Regions from separate parts of the Homo sapiens genome. Here region 1 is linked to region 2. A link is an interaction called in ENCODE POLR2A ChIA-PET data of the cell type or tissue named here. Cell type or tissue: Caco-2. All regions are shown on one strand. Each heading gives the region's core, and the rest is flanking DNA. Links, peaks and the distances in the headings are about the cores only.

Evidence for each region. Peaks named below come from ENCODE experiments on the same cell type or tissue, not always from the same donor. Only the 100,000 strongest peaks of a DNase experiment are listed, where the experiment ranks them.
Region 1: POLR2A ChIA-PET joins it to region 2 with 5 read pairs; 5 of 35 experiments call an interaction of 5 or more read pairs at or near these places.

Annotation. Positions count from the first base shown.
Region 1 is chr2:69,646,277-69,652,701 of GRCh38, reverse strand. It overlaps a transcript of ANXA4 not described here. Among named protein-coding and RNA genes, the nearest start is that of AAK1, 5.8 kb to the right of the region's middle. In Caco-2, for the core only: no CTCF peak of the experiment used is centred there; no DNase peak of the experiment used is centred there.
Region 2 is chr2:69,786,378-69,792,802 of GRCh38, reverse strand. It overlaps ANXA4 (annexin A4), which reads right to left. Exons shown (of 13, transcript NM_001153.5): 3 at 4,662-4,749. SMANTIS (SMARCA4 interacting SWI/SNF chromatin remodeling complex scaffold lncRNA) reads left to right here. Exons shown (of 3, transcript NR_164155.1): 2 at 2,367-2,538; 3 at 2,877-3,254. Among named protein-coding and RNA genes, the nearest start is that of SMANTIS, 9.4 kb to the left of the region's middle. In Caco-2, for the core only: no CTCF peak of the experiment used is centred there; a DNase peak (open chromatin) is centred at 3,422.

The sequences.
Region 1 (6,425 bases), core at 1,569-5,568, 140 kb after region 2:
TTTTTAGTAGAGACGGGTTTTCGCTTTGTTGGCCAGACTGGTCTCGAAAGCCTGACCTCACGTGATCTGCCTGCCTCAGCCTCCCAAAGTGCTGGGATTACAGGTATGAGCCACCGCGCCCAGCCTTAGTTCAATTCTTTAATGTGCCCATTCCAGTCAGCACAACCGGTTTTCAAAATGAAAAGTCTTAAGTTCTAATTTAAGAAGTCATCTGACTAGAGATCCCTAAGCTTCTCCCAACAACCTATTAAAAGTCTTTAAAAGAAAAAGATTGACTCATAGCAACACTGCTCATCTAAGGATGAGTAAACAGAAAAAAATTACAACCACCTCATAGGTTTATGAGAAGATTCTACAGCATATAAAAAGAAAACACAGCACTCAAGATGAGGAAGAGGCTGGGCGTGGTAGCTCACGCCTGTAATCCCAGCACTTTGAGAGTCTGAGGCGAGTGGATCATTTGAGGTGAGGAGTTCGAGGCCAGGCTTGCCAACATGGCAAAACCCTGTCTCTACTAAAAATACAGAAAATTAGCTGGGCATAGGCCTGTAGTCCCGGCTTCTTGGGAGGCTGAGGCAGGAGAATCTGTTGAACCTGGGAGGCAGAGGTTGCAGGGAGCTGAGATTGTGCCACTGCCCTCTAGCCTGGGTGATAGAGTGAGACTCCATCTAAAAAACAAAAAACAAAACTACTTTATGTTTGCAATAAAAATTCAATAAAAAGGCCGAGAATATGGGGGTTTACGCCTGTAATCCCAGCACTTTTGGAGGCTGAGGCAGGATTGCTTGAACCCAGGAAGTTGAGGCTGGAATGAGCTGAGATCACGCCACTGCACTCCAGCCTGGTCAACAGAGTGAGACTCTGTCTCCCCGCCCCCCCCCCCCAAAAAAAAAAAAAAAAAGCCGGGCGCGGTGGCTCACGCCTGTAATCCCACCACTTTGGGAGGCCGAGATGGGGGGATCACGACGTCAGGAGATTGAGACCATCTTGACTAACATGGTGAAACGCTGTCTCTACTAAAAATACAAAAAATTAGCTGGGCGTGGTGGTGGGAGCCTGTAGTCCCAGCTACTCCGGAGGCCGAGGCAGGAGAATGGCGTGAACCCGGGAGGCGGAGCTTGCAGTGAGCCGAGATTGCGCCACTGCACTCCAGCCTGGGCGACAGAGCGAGACTCTGTCTCAAAAACAACAACAACAACAACAAGACAAATGGATACTAAAAAACAGGTAATATATGAAGTATACAGATTGAGGTAAAAAGGAAGAGCTGGCAGTAAGGCAAGTAAGAATCAAAAGAAACTAGACAAGGTAATGAAAATCTCTAAGAAAACAAAAATACGTCTTGCTCTGTCCCCTAGGGTGGAGTGCAGTGGTGTGATCATAGTTTACTGCAACCTCAAGTTCCTGGGCTGAAGCAATCCTCTCGCCTCATTCTCCCAAGTGGGTAGGACTCTAGGCACATGGAACCATGCCTGGCTAACATCCTCACCTGTTCTTTTCCTCATCTGTTTGTTTTGCACCATATTGTTTAGTACATGGTAGTTCACTACATACTGATTGAATAAAGGAACACTCTCAAATCAATTCTTAAAAATAAATGCTCCAATGGAAAAATGGAAGAGGATACAATTTAGAAATGAAGAAATATACACAACCAATAATTACTACATTATAAACTCTGTGAAGGAAAACACATGTCCATCTTCTTTATCATATTTCCAGTGCCTAGCATTGTTTTGGTATATAACAGATTCTTAATAAACAACTGATGAATAAATAAATGAACAAGAAAAATTGTTCAGCCTCACTAATTTAAACAATGACAACAAAAAACACCATTCCTACCTAACAAAATGAAATCGATTTCTTTTTAAACTGCACAAACTCAGTGCTGGCAAGGGTATGGAAATACTTAGGATTTAATGCCTTCTTTTAAGATCAAAAGCTCTAGCTGGGCACAGTGGCTATGCCTGTAATCCCAAGCCTTTGGGAGGCCGAGGGAGGAGGATTGCTTGAGGCCAGGAGTTCAAGATCAGACTAGGCAACATAGAAACACCCTGTCTCTACAAAAAATTAAGAAATAATTAGCTGGCTGTGGTGCTGTGCACCAGTTATACAGGAAGCTGAGGTGGGTGGATCCCTTGAAAGCCTCAGGTTATGATCATGCCACTGCACTCCAGCCTGGGTGACAGAGCAAGACCCTGTCTCAAAGAAAAAAAAAAGGATACAAAAACCACCAAAAGCTCCTTGAAGGCAAGGAGTGTAACTATTTTGTTTATTGTAATAAACTTTCTAAAGTCTAGCACATGGTGCTTAATAAATATTTGTTTACTGGATCAGTGAATGGAGAACAAATCAATATCAATCTCCTGGAGGGTACTTTGGCTCTCTAGCTGTAAAAACATTCATACCTTTTGACCTAATTATTCCATTTATAACAACGTAGCCTTAGAAAGAAAATCATGGGGCCAAGCACGGTGGCTCATGCCTGTAATCCCAGCACTTTGGGAGGCTGAGGTGAGTGGATCACCTGAGGTCAGGAGTTCAAGACCAGCCTGGCCAACATGGTGAAACCCTGTGTCTACAAAAAATACAAAAATTAGCCGGGCATGATGGCGGGTGCTTGTAATCCCAGCTATTCAAGAGGCTGAGGTGGGAGAATCTCTTGAACCCGGGAGGTGGTGGCTGCAGTCAGCCGAGATTGTGCCATTACACTCCGGCATGGAAGACAGAGTGAGACTCCGTCTCAAAAAAAAAAAAAAAAAAAAAAAAAAAAATCAGGCCAGGCACAGTGGCTCACACCTTTAATCCCAGCAGTTTGGGAGGCTGATGCGGGTGGATTGCTTGAGTTCAGGAGTCCAAGACCAGCCTCGGCAACATGGTGAAACCCTGTCTCTACAAAAATAAAAAAATAAAAAAATAAAAAGCCAGACGTGGTGGTGTGAGCCTGTAGTTCCAGCTACTCAGAAGGCTAAGGTGAGAGGATTGCTTGAGCCCAGGAGGTCGAGGCTGCAGTGAGCTGAGGTTGTGCCACTGCACTCCAGCCTGGGCGGTAGGGCGAGACACTGTCTTAAAAAAAAAAAAAAAAAAAAAAAAAAGAAAGAAAATCAAAGAAGCACACAAGAGAATACAAGAGAATATTCATTCTAATCATATAAAAAGTAACATTTAAAAATAAAACATTTGACAGTAAAGCACTGATTACTAAGCAACTACTAAAAGAATATTTTTAGAGAATATACAATGAAATAGGAAACTATGGAATGAAAAAAATAAAATATAAATATATAATGTGATCTAATATAGTAAAAAAGGTACTTATATATGGAAACATGCTAAAAGGAAATTGATCAAAATGTCAATAGCAATTATCGCTGAGTGGTAGAATTATAGCTGATTTTTATTTTCTTCTATCTACTTTCTTCAATGAGCACATAATTACTTTCTTAAACAAAATCCAAAACCAAAATCAACTGGAAAATAAGAAGACAAGGCTCAGTTTAAAAGAGAAAATTAGGCTGGGCGCGGTGGCTCACACCTGTAATCCCAGCACTTTGGGAGGCTGAGGTGGGCAGATCACCTGAGGTTGAGAGCTCGAGACCAGCCTGACCAACATGGAGAAACCCCATCTCTACTAAAAATGCAAAATTAGCTAGGCGTGGTGGCACATGCCTGTAATCCCTGCTACTCAGGAAGGCTGAGGCAGGAGAATCGCTTGAACCTGGGAGGCGGAGGTTGCGGTGAGCCAAGATTGTGCCATTGCACTCCAGCCTGGGTAACAGAGCAAAACTCCATCTCAAAAAAAAAAAAAAAGAAAAGAAAGAAAGAAAATTAAAAATTAAAAAAATCAAGAAACGTCTTTTTTTTTTTTTTTTTTTTTTGAGACTGAGTCTTACTCTGTCTCCCCAGATGGAGTGCAGTGGTGCACTCTCGGCTCACTGCAAGCTCCGCCTCCTGGGTTAAAGTGATTCTCATGCCTCAGCCTCCCGAGCTGGTATTACAGGTGCATGCCACCATGCCCGGCTAATTTTTGTATTTTTAATAGAGACGGGGTTTCACCATGTTGGCCAGGCTGGTCTTGAAGTCCTGACCTCAAGTGATCCACCTGCCTCGGCCTCCCAAAGTGTTGGGATTACGGGCATGAGCCAGCATGCCTGGGCAAGAACTGTCATTTTTTTAAAAAGGACATGGTTCTTACAAGTTCGCTTCTGCTAAACAGTGGTTCTCAAACTTGAATGTGTATTAGAATTACCTGAAAGGTTTGTGAACAGAAACTGCTGCCTCTGCCCCTCCCTCTTACTCAGTAGGTCTGGATGGGGCCCCAAAATTTGCATTTCTAACAAGTTCCACTTCGCTAAAAGACGGCAACATAGAAAGCCCATATGGTGTAATGAAAATGATGTGGGTTTTGAGGTCAGTCTTGGCTCTGCCCTTTTTAAGATGTTTTGTAGAAATAGTTGACAGACTCTAATCCTGCTCAGCCTCTGTTTCCACACCAATAAAAGTAATGCACACTTCATAGATGTATTGTGAGGGTTAAATGGTATGATTAAATACCCAACATAGTGCTTGACTCAGTTAAGGATTTTAATTAATGGTGGTCCCCTTTCCTTTGATTTCCTCAAAGATACAGCACACTGGGTTTATGGTAACATGATTTAGGTGTACCACAGGTCAAATCATTTCCTTCAAACTTAACAAACCATACATGTTCATCTGCTACTAACAAAATCTTCATTGTTCATCTATAAAATTGGGAATAATAGTGTAACAGTATTTTCTTTGATAAAATAGATAATACTGTCTACTTTGTAGGCAACCATGAAGATTAAATAAAATAATATCAGTCAGGCACGGTGGCTCACATCTGTAATCTCAGCACTTTGGGAGGCTGAGGTGGGAGGATCACCTGAGTCCAGGAGTTTGAGGTCAGCCTGGGCAACAAAGCAAGACCCCATCTCTATTTTTTATATAATTATTTTTTTTAAAAAGTGGCTGGGCGTGGTGGCTCATGCCTGTAATCCCAGCATTTTGGGAGGCCAAGGTGGGTGGATGGCCTGAGCTCAGGAGTTCAAGACCACCCTGGGCAACATGGTGAAACCCTGTCTCTACTAAAATACAAAAAATTAGCCAGGCATGGTGGCACACACCTGTAGTCCCCGCTACTCGGGAGGCTGAGGCACAAGAATCGCTGGAGCCTGGGAGGCAGAGGTTGCAGTGAGACGAGATCACGCCACTGCACTACAACTTGAGCTACAGAGTGAGACTCTGTCTCAAAAAATAAATAAATAAATAAATAAATAAATAAATAAAATAAAAATAAAACAATAAAACAATATATATATATTTTTTAAATTCCATAACTGGCATATGGAAGATACATAGTGTTAACTGAAGAATCCCAAGGTTTATAAATTTGGAGAGGGGAGCTTTACTTTTTATAAAGGGTTGCAGCCTGCAGGCTGGTGATCCTGACAGGCTGGGAAGTGTAGACTCTGGCAGAGACTGAAAGCAGGTATTTAGAGGGAGGAAAAAGTGGAACACAAATTTATGCCAAATGAGTTGGCTAAGAATACACACTTAAGTTACAGGAGCTTTGATTATTCACAAAGCGGGGGGCAGCACATGCATGCATAGTGAGCAAACATGCATGTTACATATGTCCTATGTTCTCTTTGGGGTGGAGATTTAACATTTAAATGCATTACAATTAGGTGAAGCAAAGGACATGAAGACACTCAGTGCACAGCCTCTGAAAACCAGCCAGAACCAGTCTGTGGTTGGTAGTCTCTTACTAGGATGTTACTGAAATCAGTCTCTTGTCCAATCAAAGAAATAGTTATGGTTTGTGGAACAGGGGTTGGGGGGATACAGTTAGTCAGCATCTAGTGGTCAGTGAGCTACAATTGATTCAATATTGCTTATCTCCAGGCCAGTGTCTATTTAGCTACCAGAGAAAAAGAAAAACCTTGTGGCAGTTAGAAGATGGTTTACTCTTCAAGTGTAGGGATGTGTGACTTAACCCTTGCCTGACACAGCCTTAGGTCTTGTTTATAATTTGGCATCTTATTGCCTCAAAGAGTCTGTTCCATCGGTCATATGATCACTATTGTAACAATAGTAAATGGCACTTTCTTTTCCCACTCCCTTTGACTATTTACCCATAGCATCTTCCACACCTAGTTCAAAATTCATCTAGGATACTTCAAATCAATCTTTCCACCTTAATCAGATAGCTCTGTTTTGTGTCACATTTAAAGTAAATTATTTACTTTAAGTACTGCTAAGAACACACTCTATGTAAACTATTATACTGGATGCCCAAGGAGATAAGTAGAAGATGGTTCTCTGGCTTTGAGGTGTTTGGTTGAGACAGCAATATACATTAAAAGTTGAACAGGAATGCAAAGCAGCATGGGACAAAT
Region 2 (6,425 bases), core at 1,067-5,066:
AGTTAAAAATTACTAAAAGTTACCATTATAACATGTGATTGAAACTACTGAACATGGAATTACATGGAAAGTGTGTAAAAACAGTAAAAGATGTTTTTATTTAAAGATTATAAGAGGGCATGGAAATGTATATTTTGCTTAGAAATAAAGAATTGTCTTAAAGTAGAAGGTTTAAGCAAATTGTAAAAAAAAACTGTAAAAATCTTGCAAAAAAAAACACTGCGTGTAAACATATTAACTAAATGCAAAAGGGCATTATATGGTTTTTTTCTGTAAATTAATCACTGAAATAAAAGCACAGCAAGGTTTTCTTAAAATGCTAATCTACTCTTTAGCAAAACTTGTCAAGGGTTATAACAGGTATGTGAAAATCTCACTTCATGGTCAAACTGGTTAAAATTAAATAGGATTGTCTATAATGTTTCATTTAAAATTAAGTTTAACATTAATAGCAAACTAATGCAAGGGTAAAATTTAACTTTCTCTCTTAACACGGGATTTTCATGGAATAGAAAAGGCTAATGAATGGTTTTTGCTTTTTCAAATTTCTGGCTCAACATTTTGGCAAAAACAAAAACTTTTGGTAATCTAAAATTCTATTTCATAATATCAAGTGTTTTAAATTTTAAATATACTTAACAGGCTTCCCAAAGTCAAACTTTAGTCTCAAGTCTGTCTTTCCTAACCCCTGGCTTTTGGGTGCTGCAGAGGACCCCTGAAGCATCTAGAAGAGAGGTAAACAGTATTATTTAACATGTTGAGGTACATAAAATTGCCAAAATGATGTCTAATACTCTTCAGGTTATACTTTAGGGAATAATATTAACATGTGTTCCAAAACTGTATGGGATGTCTATGGTTCTAGTGTCTGAATATGTGCTATTACAATTAAGGTTGTTATGCTGGGTTTTTGAAAAACACAAAAATAACCAAATTTCTTTGTCAATTGTATTTCTGACTGTATCCAAACTGGACATTTTGTCATTTACAGACAATTGTTGTTTTGTTTTAATTCTCTTCAAAAGATGGTTCATAATCAAGCCATGGGACTTTAACAAGTTCTCTCCAATGCAGGTTTGTCATGACCAAAAAATGTATGGGACTCATAAAAGGCTAAAATGTTTATAAATATCAAAACAAAAGTTAATGGAATGAACTGAACTAATAGAAAACTAAAGCAATATTCTTCACTTATTCTTAGAACACGGCTAATCCTTATTTTATTTTTTAGAGTCAAAAAAACTTGTCTTAAGCTAGCTACAGCCTTTGATAACTAAGCAAAGTGTACTACTATAGGCAAAGTTTGGAGCATGTTTATGTCTCTCTGCCTAATTCCTGTAGAATTTGGAAACTAGTTATAAATATTCTTAAATTACAACAATATAGTTGTTTGAATCAGTGCAGCAAGAATCCATTTTCTCTTGCAACAAAACACAATTGGAAAAACTGGTTGTTTTACCAAGGCTTTGACTAGAAGGGTATATTTCCCTTTAAGGAATCAAGCTTAACTTGCTGAGCCAATAAAAGCCCCTGGGGAAAACTGGCCTCATATCTGTCTACACAGTCTCCATACAGGGTTCCTGACCTGCAGTGAGTAAAGAATGTCACTTTCTAACAGGCCTAGGAACCCCATGCTTCTGGAACCTCAAGAAGGAAAAAAATTTATCCAACTCACAGGTATTTAAAAGTACAAACCTATGGCTGGGCTTGGCTTTAAAAAGTCCTATCTAAAATTCCTCATGGAACAAGGTTCCATCAAAGCCAATCTAAGAGGCTTATGTAAGGATGATTATTCTTGCTGTACTTTATGCAAATAATTAGGCCAAGTATAGGACTGAAGTCTGTTTTGCAAACAACTCAGTCCTATCATAGATTATTTTTAACAAAAATGAGGACTAGAGAAAGAGAAATTATGTTTTAAGACTTATCATACATCTGTTATTAACCTGTAGTCCCATCAGTTGTTTTTAAGTTCTTGCCTACATTTTAAACTAACCCTGCTTACTCCTGTCAACCAACCAGGAATCTCTGGCTGCAGCTCAGAGAAAACAGAAAGGCATCGGTAATAGAAAAATCTGGAAACATGTTCTAGTTCTGGGCAATTATCCTACAAATCCTGCCAGGTAAACTAGAACCCCAGGGTTTCTCCCTTTTTTGGGAAAGTAAGACCAAGGAAGCTAAACAAAGCCAAGCCCCATATACCCACTTACAGCAGCACAACCCATCTGAATGGCTCACAGGTATCAAACAAACTCTGTTGTCATGGTTACGGCCTATAGTGCCCCCATTAATAATAGTAATCTTAATACTCATATTTAGAACCTATATTCTAAACCTCCTTGTGAAGTTTATCTCTTCTCGCTTAGAAACCATCAAGCTTCAGATGGTGCTGAAAATGGAGCCGAAAATGAAACTGCCCTCCTACGAGGGACCCTTAAATCAACCCCAGGAGGAGCCCTAGCTGCTGTTCCCCACACAACGCCACTCTCCAGCAGGAAGTAGCCAGAAGAAATCGTCACCCAGTTTCCCCTAGCAGCAGTTATGGATTTCATTCCTGAGGGGGGAAATATGTTATAGGAGGCAGAAAGAAATGATTTAGGTAGACATTTAGGGTAAAGTGAGTCCCCAGCAGAAAACTTTCCTTTTAACAAAAAGCAGCTCAAAAATAGCTCCCTTTCTAACCTCATGCAGTTCAAAAAAAAAGCACTTCTCTTCTAACAACAAGCAGCCTGAAAGTTCAGGCTGTAAAACACAGAGAAGATGGCTTGAGCACAGAAAGGGAGGGGGAAGTCTCCTGGGTAATCACCAAACTTCACATTTACACAGTGGGCCCCAGTAAAACAGTGGGTCTTAATAAGCATATTCCTTCCCTTTAGGCGCAGTAAGATTGAGGAGCTAAAAACAGACTTGGGTGGATGTCTGCAGCTGCAAGAAGATGTGTGGGAACAGACACAGAAACTCTCCCTCCCAGATAAGCAAGACAAAGAAACACAGAATAAGAGTCCATCTATGTGGTCAGAGAATGGGATAAGAGCTGATTTAAAAAAACTCTGCTCTATATAGAAGGCACACCTGGTCCCAACCAAACCACTGGACCCTAGGAGGATAAGACCTCCTCTGCTCATGAGCCCCCTCCTCAGTAGCCCATTTATAAAAACCCTGACAATTTTACTACCACTTGGCAACCCGCTCGGGACCCCTCTCTGTGATGGAGAGCTGTTCTTTTCTTTTGCCTATTAAACTCCTGCTCCAAACTCACTGTGTGTGTGTCTGTCTGCAACCTCAATCTCCTTGGCCATGACACCAAAAACCTTAGTATTTACCCCAGACAACAAGGCTGCTTCACCAGCCTTCTCACATTAAATTCCACACATTGCATGTCGGTGCTGTCACAGCTGTGTCTATCACCACAGCAACAAGCAGACGGACTCAAGGCAAGAATGTGGACTTAGTGCTGATGACCCCGAGCTTGAGATGGGATCTGCCTAGTGTGAGCCATGGCTCAGTTTCACTCACTGTGCGACTTGGTGAGAGTTACTCGGCCTCTCTGGGTCTCAGTTTCACATCTGTAAAATGGGGCTAAAATAACAATAGGAATAGCTGCTTTCACTAAATCACAGGTTGTTGCATATATCCAATGAGATAATGTCTGTGAAACTGCTTTGTAAATCTGTGGCACCATATACACACCAGCACTAATTGGAAAACAAATACATTTCTAAAATTTAATATGCAGATTCATGATGTCGTAATTCAAAGCAGGTTTAAACAATAGGGGAAATCCATAATGAGTATATTAAATTTATCATTCTTTATTAAAGTGAAGAACTAATGCCCCTCCCCATCCAGTTTGTCCCAACTTATCTCAACTTGTTCCATGTGTTTTCTTTCCCTCCCTCCCTCCCTCTCCTCCTTCTTTCCTTCCTTCTTCCCTTCTTTCCCTCTTTCTTTTTTTTTTTTTTTTTGAGATGGAGTCTCGCTCTGTCGCCCAGCCTGGAGTGCAGTGGTGCAATCTCAGCTCACTGCAAGCTCCACCTCCCGGGTTCACGCCATTCTCCTGCCTCAGCCTCCTGAGTAGCTGGGACTACAGGCGCCCGCCACCACGCCCAGCTAATTTTTTTGTATTTTTAGTAGAGACGGGGTTTCACCGTGTTAGCCAGGATGGTCTCGATCTCCTGACCTCGTGATCCACCCGCCTCAGCCTCCCAAAGTGCTGGGATTACAGGCGTGAGCCACCGTGCCCAGCCTCTTTCTTTCTTTTTTGAGATGGAGTCTCACTCTGTCTCCCAGGCTGGAGTGCCATGGCGAGATCTCAGCTCACTGCAACCTCCACCTCCTGGGTTCAAGTGATTCTCCTGCCTCAGCCTCCCAAGTAGCTGGGATTACAGGTGTGTGCCACCACGCTTGGCTAATTTTTTTATTTTTAGTCTAGATGGGGTCTTGTCATGTTGGCCAGGCTTGTCTCGAACTTGTGGCCTCAAGTGATCTGCCCACCTCAGCCTCCCAAAGTGCTGAGATGACAGGCATGAGCCCCACACCCAGCCTCCCTTGTGTTTTATTAAAGGAAGACCCACGTGATGGCCAGCAGACATGGCACCCTCCTGTGTGACCCTGTGATGTGCAATGCACGCAGGAGGATTCACTTCCAGCAGGACACATACCGAGCCCTTTCATGGCCTTCCTCAGGGTCTGGGCATCTTCCATGGCATTGAATCCTGAAGCAGCTTTGACAGTACCTCCTTTGGTTGCCTGAGCACACAAGAGAGTGATGTTACTGAGAGGCAGCCTCTCACCAACACGGAGGCATCTCATTCGGCAAACATTTGTTGAGCACTGACCATAGCCTAGATGGTATTCTAGGTGCTAGGGGTACAGTAGTGACCATGAAAAATTAAGCTCTTGCTCCCCGGGACTGATGCTCTAGCTCATGGGAGGCAGACAGTAAACAAGCCAACAATTCACAATTCCATAAAGTGCCTAGGGGTGAGCATTGCTGTGAAGCAGATAGAGAGGTCCTGCAGGACCCATTCTGAGGAGTGACATTGAGGTTAAGAGCTGAATGAAATGAAGCAGCTGCTCATGCAAAGATGGAGGCAAGGGTTACAGGCAGAGGAAACAGCTCCTGCAAAGGTCCTGAGGCCGGAACTAGTTTGTAGGGAAAGCAGGACAGAGGCCAGTGTGGCTCAAGTTGGTGGGCAAGGAGTGGGGGGAAGACAAACTACACCAACGTGGAACCCTGTTCTCCCCAAAAGGGAAAAATATCAAACCTGAATCCAGTCAAGCCTCTAGAGCCAAAAACAAATTTCCAGTAAACAGGAGAAAGGAGAATGTTAAACCACACCAAAGGGTTGCAGTCAGCAAAATCCAGACTCTCAGACACAGCACTTAAAAAACGATCTAGTTTCTTCGACAAATAAATTGCAAGGAGAATTTAAAGAGAGAGAGATGGAAGGGAACTACAGTTTAAAAGATATGAAAAGGAACATCAATGATCATAATGTGAACCTGTAGTACCATAATTTGGATCCTAAATTAAACAGTAAAAAGCAAAAGACATTTATGAGACGATGGAAATTTGAACATTGACTTGACATTTGATGACACTAACGACTTGGTTTTAACATTTTTAGGTATAAGAATGGCATTATGGTGATATTTCATTTTTAAAAGAGGTTTAATCTATTGAAATAGTTTACAGATGAAATGAGATGTCTTGGGTTTGCTTCAAAATCACACAGGTGGAGAGAAAGGGGAGGAAGTGGATATAAAGAAGAAACAGGCCGGATGTGGTGGCTCACCCCAGTAATCCCAGCACTTTGGGAGGCTGAGGCAGGCAGATCTCTTGAGCCCAGGAGTTTGAGACCAGACTGGGCAACATGGTGAAACCTCATCTCTACAAAAACATACAAAAAAATTAGCTACACATGGTGGCACAGGCCTGTAGTCCCAGCTACTCAGGAAGCTGAGGTGGGAGGATCTCTTGAGCCCAGGAGGTGGAGACTGCAGTGAGCCGAGATCATACCACTGTGCTCCAATCTGGGCGACAGAGTGAGACCCTGTCTCAAAAAAACAAAGACAAAAAACAGGAGTGACCATGAGTTAATAATTATTGATAGGTACACAAAGGGGTTCCTTATAGTATTCTGTTTACTTTTGTATATGTTTAAAGTTTTCCATAATAAAAATATTTAAATAAATGAATTAAAAATAAAAAAGAAGGAAATCAGAGGGGTGGGCTGGGGCCAGAGCAAGGCAGCCCTTCAAACCAGGTAAGGAGTTTGTATTTTATTCTAAGTACAGTAGAAAGCCACCGACAGGTTTTGAGAAAGGAGATAGGGACATGTGATCTGACTTATCTATTTAAAAGATCCCCCTGGGCTGCTGTAGAGAGATGCAGAGACCATTTGAGAGCCTGGGCCAAGATC